2 separate regions of the Homo sapiens genome follow, and region 2 is linked to region 1. Evidence: chromatin contacts called from ENCODE Hi-C or POLR2A ChIA-PET data. All regions are on one chromosome and are shown on one strand. The core of a region is the stretch at or near the end of the contact, and the rest is flanking DNA. Distances in the headings are between cores, read along the strand shown.

Region 1 (6,857 bases), core at 1,246-3,745:
AGTAACTCCCCCTAGGATTCCAGACAAAGGGACAGTTCAAAAGCTTGTCAACAGCATTGCAATAAGGTCAGGACTAGGTAGCAATCTGTTTGCAAGTCAGGTGATGTCCAATTGTTTGCTTCCCCCATAACGGAAGGAGAATTTAATTGGGGTATCAGCTGACACATTAGTAACCATTTTATCAGCAGGTTATTGTCATTTCTTAGCGCTAACTCAGAAGGACTTTGAAGAATCGAGTGACATTTCTACAATGAAGCCCTTTCCATTCCCATCTATTTATTAATGTGAACAGGATCTTTTAGTGTTTGCGTCTACAAAAATGAAAACTAGAATTAGAATTGGTGCAGAACCTACTTTCATTCCTTCAATAAATATTTATTCATCTCATTAAGAGATGCCTTTCCAACACATTATGACTTTTTGTATCAAATGATTATTTGTCGGCCAGGCACGGTGGCTCATGCCTGTAATCCCAGCACTTTGGGAGGCCAAGGTGGGCGGACCACTAGAGGTCAGGAGTTCTAGACCAGCCCAGTCAACATGGTGAAACCCCATCTCTACTAAAAATACAAAAATTAGCTGGGCATGGGGGCTCATGCCTGTAATCCCGGCTACTCAAGAGGCTGAGGCAGTAAACCTGAAAGGCGAAAGTTGAACCCGGGAGACAGAGGTTGCAGTGAGCCCAGATTGCGCCACTGCACTCTAGCCTGGGCGACAGAGCAAGACTGTCACCTCCCAGAGACCCCACCTCCTAAAACCATCGCCTTGGGTGTTCATACTTCAGCATATTAATTTGGGGGTGCACACATTCAGCCAATAGCAGGTACACTGGTTGACCACACTCTTAAAGAGGACAGCCAAAAAAAATTATTTGGCAGTGTTTTATTTACATTGTATTGTTTACATTGTTTGACCAGTTAGGTATCACTGGAACGATAAACCAGAACGCTCTCTTTTTAAACACTTGGAGTTGAGGAACACACGGCTGCAGGGGCTGATGGGGTGATCAGAACAGGACGTAGAAGCACCAGATATGCTACATTAGGATGGAATTCTGAAGAGGGGGGACTGGAAATATGAGTGAAAGTTCCATGTGGTAAGAAAGAGCATGCTCCTGCAATCCTGTAAATAATAGATGGCAATGAGTATCACGTTACTGTGTAGATTCCATGGGATACTGACAAGAGGCTCCCAGAGTTTTAGTTTTACGTGTCAATATTTAGAATACACTGCACAATATATTATTTACAGGCATTTCAACTACCGATGAAAACCTTCAATGGCAGTTTTAAAATGGGCAGGGAACGCTGTCTGAGTCCAGTGTGTTGCTGTGACAAAGTTCCGTAGTAGACGGGGTGGCTTATCAGCAACAGACATTTATTTCGCGCAGTTCTGGAGGCTGGAAGTCCGAGACCAGCGGCCCGCAGATTGGCCGGCTGTGAGGACCTGCTTCTTGCTCCATAGATGCTGCCTTTTCTCTGCATCTGACATGGTGGGAGAGGTGCAGGAGATCTCTGGGCACAAACCCCATTCATGAGGGCTCCACTGCCATAACCCAGTCACCTCCCAAATACCCCCACCACCTCAAACCATCACCTTGGGTGTTCGTACTTCAGCATATTAACTTGGGGGTGCACACATTCAGTCAATAGCAGGTACACTGGTTGACCACACTCTTTTAAAGGGTACAGCAGGCCAGGTGCAGTGGTTCACACCTGTAATCCCAGCACTTTGGGAGGCTGAGGCAGGTGAATCACCTGAGGTCAGGAGTTCGAGACCAGCCTGGCCAACATGGTAACACCCCATCTCTACCAAAAATACAAAAAATTAGCCGGTATAATCCCAGCAACTCGGGAGGCTGAGGCAAGAGAATTACTTGAACCCAGGAGGCGGAGGTAGCAGTGAGCTGAGATTGCACCACTCCACTCCAGCCTGGGCAACAAGAGTGAAACTCCATCTCAAAAAAAAATAGCCGGGCGTGGTGGCTCACGCCTGTAATCCCAGCACTTTGGGAGGCCGAAGCAGGCAGATCACCTGAGGTCGGGAGTTTGAGACCAGCCTGACCTACATGGAGAAATCCCATCTCTACTAAAAATATAAAATTAGCTGGGCGTGGTGACGCATGCTTGTAATCTCAGTTACTCCAGAGGGTGAGGCAGGAGAATCACTAGAACCTGGGAGGCAGAGGTTGCGGTGAGCCGAGATCACACCATTGCACTCCAGCTTGGGCAACAAGAGTAAAACTCTGTCTCAAAAAATAAATAAATAAATAATACATGCATACATACATACATACGTACATACATACATACATACAGGGTACAGCAAACTAATCCGATTGGAAACTGCCGGACTTTGGGGCTAGATGGAGCATGGGCTTAAAGTGAAACCTACATTTTGGCTCCAACACAGACTAGCTGTGTGCTTGGGCGGGTGATTCAGCTTCCCTGGGGGACAGTCATGCGTGTGTGAAATGGCAGTGGTAGCCCTGAGACAGCAGCATGGGTAAGCAGGCTGGCGACGTCATCTGCAAGGAGGTGTAATTAGGAGCACCAGCTCTGGGGCCAGACTTGGCTTGAGAAACTTGCCCAGGCACTGTAGCTAGAAAGTGGATTTGGATCCCAGCTCCCCGCTCTGTCACCTTGGGCAGGCTGCTTAACCTCTCTGTGCGTCTGTTTCCCTCCCTGTGAGATGGGGCTGGTAAGGGCGCCCCTTGCGGTGGGCGGGAGGATGGAGTCCGCGCCTGTACAGCTCCCCTGCCTCCACTGCGCTCACCAGATACCGGCTCTCCTCACTCCCCTGTACCACTCCCGACCCCCTCCTCCCTGGACCCAGGAGCCCCAGTGCTCTGTGGCAATGTTAAGAGCCTCTCCTGGCTGCTACAGTGCTCCTCTCCCCAGCCTCCCCCAGGCCGTGGTCCTGCCCAGGAAATGCACCTGGGACTGTTGCCAGGCACTCAGGCCCCCCACACGGAGGCTGTTGAGGAAGTGGTGCTAGAAATCAGCTCATGACTCTCACGGAGTGATGTCATGCAAAATTTTCCATAGCTCTGGCAGCCACAGGGGCCATCCTCCTGCCTCTCCGAGGGCACTTCTGCTGAACTGTGCTTTTCCCTGCACTGTGTCAGAAGAGGCAGGTGGGTGCCGGGAGCGCTCTGTGGCCAAGGCTCTGATCACAAGCTGCCAACCCCGGAACCCCACCTATCCTACTTGAGAAGCTGAACTCTGACCCCTGTCCCTGTCCCCAGTGTGATAACTTCCTTTGTTCTTAGGTGGTTTTGAGGTGGTTTCCTGAGGATGTGTCTGGGGAGATGTGATGGGATCAACCCCCTGCCCTGCTGGCAGCCCCACCCCATGGCATAGCAGCAGGCCCCTGGGAGCCCTGAGCGCTCATTAAAGGAACGCACTTTAATGACAGCCACACGCCACCCTGCCACAAGCAGCGCTCTTCTCCCTATGAAGTGTGGTGAGGAAATTGGGGTGAGAGGGTGGTGGAACTGGTTGTTTTGGGGGTCTCTTCCTGGAGTGTGGAGAGATCAGAACCATCTCCAGACCATGGCTGTAGACAGCGGCCCTTGATCATTCACAGAAGATCTCGCTGGGCGGATCCTTCAGACCTCAGCGGGGTGGGAAGAGTGTCCTTGGGACTAGAGCCCTGCCAGACCCCAAAGGCCGGTTTCTACCCGATGATCTCTTGGGCCCCGTCCCGAGAGTGAGGCACGGCGCCACCAGGCACCCCCGATACGCAGCGTGTTGTGAAGTGCCCTTGTGAGCAGCGGGGGATAGGGAACAGAAAACCAGCTGTCAGCGACAGCGAGGTGGTGCCCCAGAGAGGGCTGCCTCATTCGCCTGGCTGCAGGGTCCGAGGTCGTCTTGGTAGCATTTGGCAGGAATTTATTTAGGAAGCATTCAGCAAACCGAGTGTGTGTGGTGCTGGGAGATGACGACGAAATGGCCCTGCCCCCAAGGAAGCCCCTCCCCTGGGGGCACAGGTGGGGAGGGAGGTCATGAGCTTTGTGTGTGTGACAACTGCTGATGGGAATGCTATTGGCACGTACGAGGGGTGCCTGTCCGTGTCTTGGGAGAGCAAGGAAGGCTTCCCGGAGGAGTTGCTGCCAAGTTGGCCCAGAAGGATGAGGAGGAGTTCTTCTGGTGAAGTGGGGAGGGCAGAGGCAGGATGGTCCCTACGGAGCATGTGGGGACGCTCGTGTTCTTCCAGAGGATGGAATGCTGGGCCCGAAGCCTGAAGTATTGTTAGGGTAGAGACAGGCGGGAGGTGCGTGGAGAAGGGGTCATGGAGGTCTTGTTGGGCAGATGGCGGTGGGACGTCCCAGGCAGGGGGAGCATCTTGGGCAAGAGCCCAGGGTGCGAGGTCATGCTTATGGCACATTGGACCAGCTGGAGGACAGCCAGCTCAGGAGAGCAGCCGGCTGGGGTGTCTGCCCACGTGTGGGGCAGGGATGGGCTGCAGCGGGGAGGGATTTGGGAGCTTCTGTCGTAGTCCTGCAGGGAGTGGGAGCTGTGCAAGAAGGAAGGGCGGAGCGGCTGTGATCCAATGACTTTGGGAAGGCCACTCCTGTGATGGAGTGGGGGAAGACAGACCCCAGGCCAGGGGTCCTGAGTCAAGGCAGTGGCTGAGGAGGCACTGGGGAAGGTGATTTGGAGAGGCTTTGGGGGTAGGTCCTGGGGGTCTGGAAGGGCTCTAGGCCAGGAATTTTCAGACTCCTGGGGGCATCAGAATCACCTGGAGGGCTTGTTAAAGCAAAGCTTGCCCCCAGCCTCAGGCAGCTGGGCGGCAGGAATCTGCATGTCTAACAGGCTCCCAGGGGATGCTGACTTGCTGGCCAGGGTCCCACACTTTGAGAAGCCCCGCCTGAAGCTTACAGGACAGGGCAGGTTCTTGAGCCATTGAGTTGGGCAATGCCATGGGAAGTTGCAGGTGCACAGACGTTGCCTTCCTGGCTGCGGTTGAACCTGGGCTCCATTTGTCCCCTTGGAGCTCCAGGCGGCCGGGCCGACTTCGACCCTGAGCTCTCCTGTCTGATTTCCTTTCCAGGTGGCACGTCTCTGAGCTTCCTGGTGTTGGTGACAGGCTGCACATCTGTGGGCAGAATTCCAGATGCTGAAATCTACAAAATCACTGCCACTGACTTTTACCCTCTTCAGGAAGAGGCCAAGGAGGAGGAACGCCTCATAGCTTTGAAGAAAATCCTCAGCTCGGGGGTGTTCTATTTCTCATGGCCAAACGATGGGTCTCGCTTTGACCTGACTGTCCGCACGCAGAAGCAGGGGGATGACAGCTCTGAATGGGGGAACTCCTTCTTCTGGTGAGGCCCTGGGTCCCCTGCAGAGGGTGGGCCCTGGGTCTCCTGCAGAGGGTGGGCCCTGGTTGGCATCTGAGGCCTTGACCTCCACTTGCACCACCCCCGGGTTATGGGGCACCTCTGGAGAGTTAGGACCCAGGCCTGCTCTCAGCACAATGAGAGGAAAACTAACCCTGAACTCCCTGCCACCCCCCACCCCTGGCCCCTGGAATGTGTTCAGTGTAGATTTGGAAAAGAAACCTGCGCCAGGCATGGTGCCTCATGCCTGTAATCCCAGCACTTTGGGAGGCTGAGGCAGGTGGATCACTTGAGTTAAGGAGTTTGAGACAAGCCTGGCCAACATGGTGAAAGCCCATCTCTACTAAAAATACAAAAAAAAAAAAAAAAAAAAATTAGCTGGGCGTGGTGGCAGGTGCCTGTAATCCCAGCTACTCGGGAGGCTGAGGCAGGAGAATCGCTTAAACCCAGGAAACGGAGGTTGCTGTGAGCCAAGATGGTGCTACTACACTCCACCCTGGGTGACAGAGCAAGACTCTGTCTCAAAGAAAAAGAAAGAAAGAAAAGAAACCCTGTTCCATAAGTAAAAAACATAAGAGCCGACGTCTGCTGAGTGCTTCCTCAGTCCCGGGTGCCGAGCTCAGTGCTTCTGCCTGGATTCACTCTTTCAGTCTTCTCAATCATGGTTACCTCCAGTGTGCAGCCGTTTACCGCTGATGTTTATAAAGCACTGTGTTCGGGTCACCGTGCTAAGATCTCTCTGCTGGTAATAACTCATCATTATTATAAAAACCTTTATAATAATTATGCGGAGGCTCTGTTACCCCATTTTACAGGTAGAGAGACTGAGGCACGAATAGTCGAGGGAATTTTGCCAAACTCCACACACTTACTAAGTGGCAGAGCCAGGATTTGAACCCAGGCTTTCTGGGTCCAGGTCCCAAGCTGGTAATCACAGTGCTAAACCAGTCCCATCAATGGGGAAGCTGAGTCACCCTGCCCAAAGGGACTTGTAGCAATGCACTAAGACTAGTCCCGGAGCCCAGGCAGAGGCGGCTGGATTTCTGTATGTTTAAGATCTCCTGGTGCTTTTTCACTCCACAGCAGGACAGAGACAAGAGTGGACAACCCTGTAAATACATAAATTATCTATTGCCCTTTCTGGACATAATGCTGTTTCTGTCAGATTCGCACTGATGCCTAGAGATGCCAGGTAGAAGCAAAAGTGAGGAAAGTCCTGCCATGGGAGTCGTTCCAATGAACCTCATCTAATGTAATGTTTTAGAATCCAGTGTCTGCCTTTTGAAGCTATATCAGTTTTCCCAGCTCTGAGACGGGACTCGTGAGGTTTATTTCTGACCTGTTTGTGCCTCTCTCCCTTTGCCAGAGGCAGCCACAGGTTTTCATCTGGCCTTGGTGCTTTGGATTCCCCAGAAGTGAATTCCTGATTTCTGCCGGAAGAAGGGGACCCTCCCCACATCCCTGTGTCCATCCCAACGCTCCCCACCCCCACATCCTCTTTGGTTCTCTGGTATTG
Region 2 (7,498 bases), core at 276-2,775, 620 kb after region 1:
TATTACTGTAATACAAGACATTTTCCAATATTATATTAGTAACAGTTTAAGGGGAAAGGCTTTTTTCTTTGCCAACTGCTCCTGAACCAGCTCTTCTCGTCATTATTCACTTGGTTGCCATCAGCATTCAAACACTGATTATGCCACTGTCACAGGAAGTGTGTGCTAGTTAGGAAATCAGATCAAAACTGAAACTCTAGAATCAGTCCTTAAGTTTTAGTTTTATTTTCCCTGAAAACATTCCTCCTTAAACGAAATTTTTTTCTTTTTTTTTGGTTTTTGAGACGGAGTTTCGCTCTTGTTGCCCAGGCTGGAGTGCAATGGCGCGATCTTGGCTCACGGCAACCTCTGCCTCCCAGGTTCAAGGGATTCTCCTGCCTCGGCCTCCCGAATAGCTGGGATTACAGGCATGCGCCACCACGCCCGGCTAATTTTGTATTTTTAAAAGAGACGGGGTTTCTCCATGTTGGTCAGGCTGCTCTCGAACTCCTGACCTCAGGTGATCCGCCCGCCTAGGCCTCCCAAAGTGCTGGGATTACAGGCGTGAGCCACTGCGCCCAGCCACTAAATTTCATAAATGGTAAGATATCCAACCTTACCAAATGTATCTATAGTTTATATTTTTGACAGGCTGCATAATAAATCCATAGGGCTCTATCTGAATTTCAACAAGGATTATTCAGTAAGAAGAAAATGAGTGTTGTATCTCAGCTGCGCCCATCAGCTCTATTCCCCGAATGACCGTGAGCTTGAAGGAAAGCCATTTAACGCACACGGTGCCGATGGGTGTCTTCTGCTTGGCGACATCGTGGGCTTTATCCTACTTCCTCAAGGAGGCATAAAAGATGATTTTTTCCCCACAACAATGAGCTTTCTTACAGACATATTAAACGGAAATGAAATGTGCTACTCATTCCCAGCGTTGCAGAACCAGGTGAGGCCCGAGACAAAGGCGCGGGATGGCCGGGACGCCAGCCCGGGGCGGAGGGGCTGGCGGCGGGAGCGTCACCCGCACCTCCGCGGGGAGACGTCCAAGCCTCGGCGCTCCCAGCCCGGCCGCCGCGCCCCGCTCCAGGCTGGGGCTGGGGCTGGGGTCAGCCCCGCAGAGCAAGGGGCGGTGATGTCATCCTCTCGGCGAGCTTGGCTGCGGGCCGGAGGCGAGGCCCTGCGGGAAGGTTTCTCGGCACCGCTCACCGGGGCGCTCTCTCCGAGTCACGCCCGGTGCCTCCCCGCGCGGGAAGAAGCTCAATCCCCTTCCCGCCCCCCGCGCCGGGGAAACGGCGGCAATGTCCGGGCAGAATGGGGCCGGGCGGAGCGCCGGCGACCGGGAAGCTCAGGCCGTGGGCTGCCGAGACTGGCCTAGCTGAAGGAGGTGGGCAGCCAGGCCTTTCCGGGCAGGACCGCGTGTCCTTCCGCGGCCAGGGCTCTAGGCCTCCACCCTTCCGTCGCCGACCCGGCGGTTACCTCCTCCGCAGCCTGGTAGTCTTCCATCTTTCCTCCGGCGCGTCCCCTCCGGCTCCCTGAGTGGCGCGGACTGCGCAGGCGCACTCAGGCCCCGCCCCGGACCTGCCACGCCCCTCTCCTCTCGCGCCTGCCTCGCCCATGCCCAGCTCCCGGGCCCCGCCCTTCGCTGCCCGGACCCTCAGTGACCCCATCCCTGGGCGGGGCCCGTGGGTGGACCCTGAATTCGCCTCTCCTCCTGTCCTCTGGGAGGTGGTAGTTTCCATGGGAATCCGTGAGGGTAGCCGGGCAGCTCCCTAAACCTTAGCAACAGAAACAAAACACACGTACAAAAGGCAGTCCTGGAGGGGAAGCGTGGTCCCGGCCCCTCCTCCGGTTTGTACTGTGTGGATTGACGCGGACGTTCAAACCCGCTCGGACACCTGGCAACAAACTCGAAAGTGACTGCTGAAGGCAGTGCGCCCGGTGAGACGTTGTTGCAGTTCCCTTGGGGACTGGGATTGGCATGCTTTAGCTATCTGAACGAAACTTCCCTTTGGGGAGTTAAGTTTTCCAGGTAAATGAGAATTTTTCCTTTAAGCACCATTAAAAAAAAACATTTTGGGTGGAAAATTTTGTAAAATGTGGCACACTTCCTGACTACCTTAACCATAGTGAACTAGACAGACTTTATTTGTATGTGGGTTCTTTATGGAAATTAGGAATTGCACTGGGCTCTGGTAAACTGCCCTCCACGGAAAGCTGGGGCATATGCATCTATTGGCAGGTATTCTGAGGCTCCGAGTTTTGATTTTGGCGTTTGCTTTTTCTGGTTTCGTCATGCACTTGAATTCAGGTTGCTGGAACCCACTTCCCATTCCCCAAGAAAGAGCTGACTGCAAGGGTCCCAGGGATTTGGTAGACCTAAACTTCAAATCCCACATCTAATCCATCAACAACCCTTGTTATTTCTACCCCATATGCTCGGGACCCCAGTTAAAGATTGATATCTCTCATCTGGATTATGACCATCGGACTGTAACCTGGTCGGTCTATCAGGGTCTTATTAGAGCCCTTCAAGAGGAACCTAACCCAACGACTCCTCCCTCCCCTCACCCATTCTGCCCTGCCATAAGTCAATAGTTACTAAGTTGTCAGACTATAGACTAATCTTAGTGATCTTTGGATGACTAAACTTTTAACATATCTTAGCTCAAAATCTCCTACAGAGAGCCATTCTGTGACCACGGCATCTAAGGTAGCCGACCTCCTCATCCTCCACCCCTGCATCCTGTACATTTTCCTCATAGCACTTCTCTCAGTTTGCAAGAACGTATTTATGGTTGCTTGTTGATGGTGTGTCTCCATTTAGAAACTAAGTACCATGCAGGAAGGATCTGTTTTATTCACTAATGTATCCCCTTCCTTCCACATTGTGCCTGGCACATAATAGCTACACAATTAACATTTATTTATTTATTTATTTAGAGACAGGGTGTCATTCTGTTGCCCGGGCTGGAATGCAGTGGTGTGATCGGAGATTTTGAGCTAAGATGTGTTGAAGTTTAGTCATCCAAAGACCACTAAGAGCTTGAACTCCTGGGCTCAAGGTATTCTCCTGCCTTAGCCTCCTGAGCAGCTGGGATTCCAGGCACTAGCCACCACACCCACCTATTTTTTTAATATGTCTTTTGTAGAGATGGGATCTCACTGTGTTGCCCAGGCAGGTCTCAAACTCCCGGGCTTAAGGGATCCTCCAGCCTCAGCCTCCCAAAGTGCTGGGATTATAGCTGTGAGCCACCATGCCCGGCCTAAAATTTATTGCATGAATCATTTCCCTCATGGGTGTTAGCTTTGCCTCAGACCCAAATGGAGAGAACTGGGGAGTGGAGGAAGATGCAACTACCTGCCTCCTTGAGGGAAACAGGGCTGGCGAGAGGAGGGCAGAGCCCTGACTGACACAAGGCTGCTTGGCCCTGGGTGTTCGGCCTGAGCGAGGAGACTTGCTGGGCAGGCTGGTTGCTTTACCACACCTGGTCTTCCTCTCCTTGGATTCTGAACTTTATCTACCTTTTGAATTCCTTTCTTATTACCTGGCTTCAACTCCCCTGTCCTGGTGTTTCAGTCGTGCGCCTCAGTCCACATGTGATTCTGATGCTGACATTGCTTTGCCTGCCTGCCCTTCTCAGTATCACCTGAGATCTCGTTTTGGATGTTCTCTGCCTACCTGGTTCCAAGCTCTTGGCCCCACCACGATCCTGAGCCAATCAGGAGCCTCTGAAATCTTTTTTCTTCTGCTACTTTGTTGTGGACCTGGAGTTCAGTAGCTAAGTGTCACAGAATTATGTGCAAAGCAAGAGTAAACCGGTTCTGAGCAAACACCTGCAATGGAAGAACATGACACTTGGGACAGCCTTTTCAATTTTCCCCACAACCTTTTAGGAACTTCCTAATTTAAATCAATTTCCTGAATGTCTGCTAGGATGGTGCATAATTAATGCATGGATCTTGTTATAACTGCGGATCACCAGCATGCACATAAATCAACAGAAAACATGCAAATGTGCATTTTAAAAATGCTTACATGATTTTAGCTTTTATACATTGGGTACCACTCTCCAATTTTAACTATTAAAGAACATTTGTTAAATGATCGCGATGTATGACATTTTGAGGCTGCCAGTAAACGGATGAGCTGGTCTGTTTATCTTCACAACTATCTGTTCACTTGTTCAATACACATATATGGAGCACTCCCTTTGTGTCAGGCTCTGAGCTGGGGGTTGAGGCTACAAAGTTGACTAAAACATGGCCTTTATGGAATTTTTTCTTTTAAACGGATATATCTGTAAATAGGAGGGTTTGAATTCTCTAGGCTTATGTGATGTTGTAGTGCTTGGAAAAATGCAGTGATGTGGTATTATATTCTGCCCAACTGATGTAGTCTGTAGGGCTAAGGAATTTAAAATCGTTAAGACATTTGGCAGTTCACCAGATGCCATTTCCAGCACCTTCCATCTGCCACGAATGGATGTCCATCAGAAGCATTGGAGCTCAGACACCTTTACTCGTAACTGCTCATGAATCTTTGGCATTCTGCCATATTTTAGAATAATGTTTAGTTTCTATGCAGTAAGTCAGTGGAGTGAATCTTAGGTTTGTTTTTCAATTTGGAGGTTAGTGATAGGTTGGCAGGTTTGCGTGCAATCACCTTTCTTTTCTGGAGTCAAATTTCTTGAATACAGACTGTGGGACTGGAGCTGCCAATACCTTTATTTAGCAAGTGTGGGCCTAATAATCATAGCAATCAATGAACTGTCACATCAATAAATAACATCAATAATATCCAGCAGTGGCTGGGCGCAGTGGCTCACACCTGTAATCCCAGTACTTTGGGAGGCTGAGGTGGGCAGATCACCAGAGGTCGGGAGTTCGAGACTAGCCTGACCAACATGGAGAAACCCTATCTCTACTAAAAATACAAAATTAGCCAGGCATGGTGGTGCATGCTTGTAATCCCAGCTACTTGGGAGGCTGAGGCAGGAGAATCGCTTGAACCCAGGAGGCAGAGATTGCGGTGAGCTGAGATAGCGCCATTGCACTCCAGCCCGGGTAACAAGAGCGAAACTCCGTCTCAAAAAATAAAATAATAGGCCAGGCGTGGTGGCTCACGCCTGTAATCCCAGCACTTTGGGAGGCCGAGGCGGGCGGATCACGAGGTCAGGAGATCGAGACCATCCTGGCTAACACGGTGAAACCCTGTATCTACTAAAAATACAAAAAATTAGCTGGGTGCGGTGGTGGGCGCCTGTAGTCCCAGCTACTCGGGAGGCTGAGGCAGGAGAATAGCGTGAACCCGGGAGGCGGAGCTTGCAGTGAGCCGAGATCGCGCCACTGCAGTCCCGACTGGGTGAAAGAGCGAGACTCGGTCTCAAAAAAAAAAAAAAAAAAATAATAATAATAATAATATCCAGCAGTGTTGTTCTGCTATAATCTGCAGCCCTTCATAGTCCAAATGCCATCCTGTGGATTTTCCATTTTTTCCTTTCTTCCCCTGTGCCAAGAAGTGTGTTACTATGAGATCATGCTGAGTCAAAATAATAGTAACAGAAGAAGACGATGAGGACGAGGGTGCTGTTGAAACACTCATGGCTGAGGAATTTAATGTTGTAAAGGAAAAGAAACTCTGGCTGACACATATCTAAAGTGAGAGTCCTGTGCTGAGAAAAGCTAAAGAGATTAGCTAAGAAGTGCCTATATTTAGATCTGCTATTGAGCTGGGAAGCGGAGGCACAGTTGTGCTGAAATACCTCTGTACCCCATGAAACAGTGGCTGCTCTGAGCTTCTTGGGTCCCTCTTCCTCTCAATCCTGGTGACTGCAGCCCCTTCCCTGGGACCTCATCCCCAAGATCCAATAACTAAAGGATAACTCGTGGTATAGCAGGGCCTCCGCTGGCATTTGTTCCAATGGGTAAATATTCATGCTATAGTAGTTATTAAATAGTTTGGTGCTCAGTTCTGTGTTTGTGAAAACACTACACACTACATCAGCAGAATAGGCTAGGTTAGCTGCAGAAACAAATGGCCCTACACTCTCAGTGGTTGATGACAGCAAACATTTATTTGCCACTCACACTCCATGACCATCAAGGATCTTCCATGGCTCTGCTTCATGTCTTCTCCATGCTGAGACGAGGTTGCTGGAGCAGCCTGTGTCTGGAGTCATCAAGGGAAAGAGAAGGGAAAGAGAATGAATGGTGGCCCCAGTACTGGCTCGGTAGGTGCCAAGCCTACGTGGCACGTGGCACCTTTGCACACACTTCATTGTCTTATTGCTCTCCAGAGCAAGTCCTTGGCCATGCCTGAGTTAGCAGGGCAGGGACACTTCACGGTGCTGAGTAATACTACCTAGTACACGCACAGCATTTTGAAGGTTCCCCTTGGTGATTTCATTACAATCTTCATCGCTCTTGGCCTGGCTGTCCCCCTTTCTTGTAAATTATTCTTGAGTTAATAGCTGTTCTTTGAGATGTGGTTAGTCATTTACACTGAAGTCAATGTGAAACCCTTCACAAATGTGAGAACATTTGAATATTTGAAGGCTGTAGTCTCTGTAGGGAGTTTCCTTAGGAAGGGTGAAACATTTCACCAGCATCAGCCTGGTCTTTCCTCCAGCTAAAAATGTAAAATGTTGGCATAGAAGAGCTCCTTGATGTGGTTTTGGGGTGGCTTTGCTCCCTGGGTCCCTAGTGATGTGGGAGTAGCCACCGAGGCATGTAAGGCTGGCCACACAGGGTGCACTGCGTCAGCCTGTGCCCGACAGGAAGGGAAGAGAAATACGTCAGTTACTCTAACAAGAAGAATTGACTTCCTTCTCTGCAGAGCCGGCTCTGGTCTCTTCTCTTGAAGCAGATGCGAAGGTAGGATGAGAAGGCATGGCTGGCCGTTGCAGCAGGTCGTTTTAGGAGTGGGGGAGTGGGGTGGGTAGAGATTATAGTTATTGTAACTTTTCTTAAATTTATGACATTGAAAAGGTAGGAAACAAAACATAATAAATTAGATAAAAGATATCTTGTAATTTTATTGAATAACATACATTTAACATTTGAGATAATAATGATTTAAGTGATATGGTGGAAGTGACTTCAGAGTTAATTAAAAACCAAAACAAAACAGAAAAACACTATCCAAAAGCTATATGGTGTGATTTTTTTTTTTAAAGGGTAGAGTGTCATTTGCTTTCTTCTTTGGTTTGCAAATTCTTATACTTACAGTTTATTACTATTTTGCTCTCTCTGAATCGACTTTATTGTTTTGATCATCCGTAATTTCTCGTTTGGAGGTGGAACATAAATATCATTTTGGAATTATAAAAAAGTTAGCTAGGGTCTAATTTAAATTTCTTTTAATTAAGCTTCCTTAATCTCTAAATTGCTTGGTAAGAAAGAGACTATGAGAGGAAAGTGCACATTAGATATTAAAGATTTATTAAATTAGAATTGGGCTGGGTGCGGTGGCTCACGCCTGTAATCCCAGTACTTTGGGAGGCCAAGGTGG

The links. Hi-C counts contacts between places; a loop is a spot of excess contacts on that map. ChIA-PET counts read pairs that join two places held with the same protein, here RNA polymerase II (POLR2A). Pooled maps may share reads with other maps.
Region 2: a loop to region 1 is called in a pooled map, with 4 times the contacts of the local background. The contact joins the promoter of DYNLT1 here to the enhancer-like site in region 1. A Hi-C loop is called at or near these places in 1 of 168 maps with a recorded cell type or tissue (natural killer cell) and 8 of 50 pooled maps. POLR2A ChIA-PET finds 5 or more read pairs at or near these places in 1 of 52 experiments (activated CD4-positive, alpha-beta T cell).

What each region holds. Positions count from the first base shown.
Region 1 is chr6:158,023,701-158,030,557 of GRCh38, forward strand. It overlaps SYNJ2 (synaptojanin 2), which reads left to right. Exons shown (of 27, transcript NM_003898.4): 3 at 5,056-5,326. Among named protein-coding and RNA genes, the nearest start is that of SYNJ2-IT1, 26 kb to the left of the region's middle. RefSeq lists enhancers at 2,369-3,056, 3,057-3,744, 3,262-3,331. Within about 2 kb of position 2,496, at least 36 of the 41 ENCODE cell types and tissues checked have a DNase peak (open chromatin) inside an H3K27ac peak, as active enhancers do; they include natural killer cell, where a contact is called at or near this core.
Region 2 is chr6:158,643,218-158,650,715 of GRCh38, forward strand. It overlaps DYNLT1 (dynein light chain Tctex-type 1), which reads right to left and starts at 1,526. Exons shown (of 5, transcript NM_006519.4): 1 at 1,465-1,526. The coding sequence starts at 1,491. It overlaps SYTL3 (synaptotagmin like 3), which reads left to right and starts at 6,837. Exons shown (of 18, transcript NM_001242394.2): 1 at 6,837-6,861. RefSeq lists an enhancer at 897-1,840 and silencers at 964-1,293, 1,454-1,683.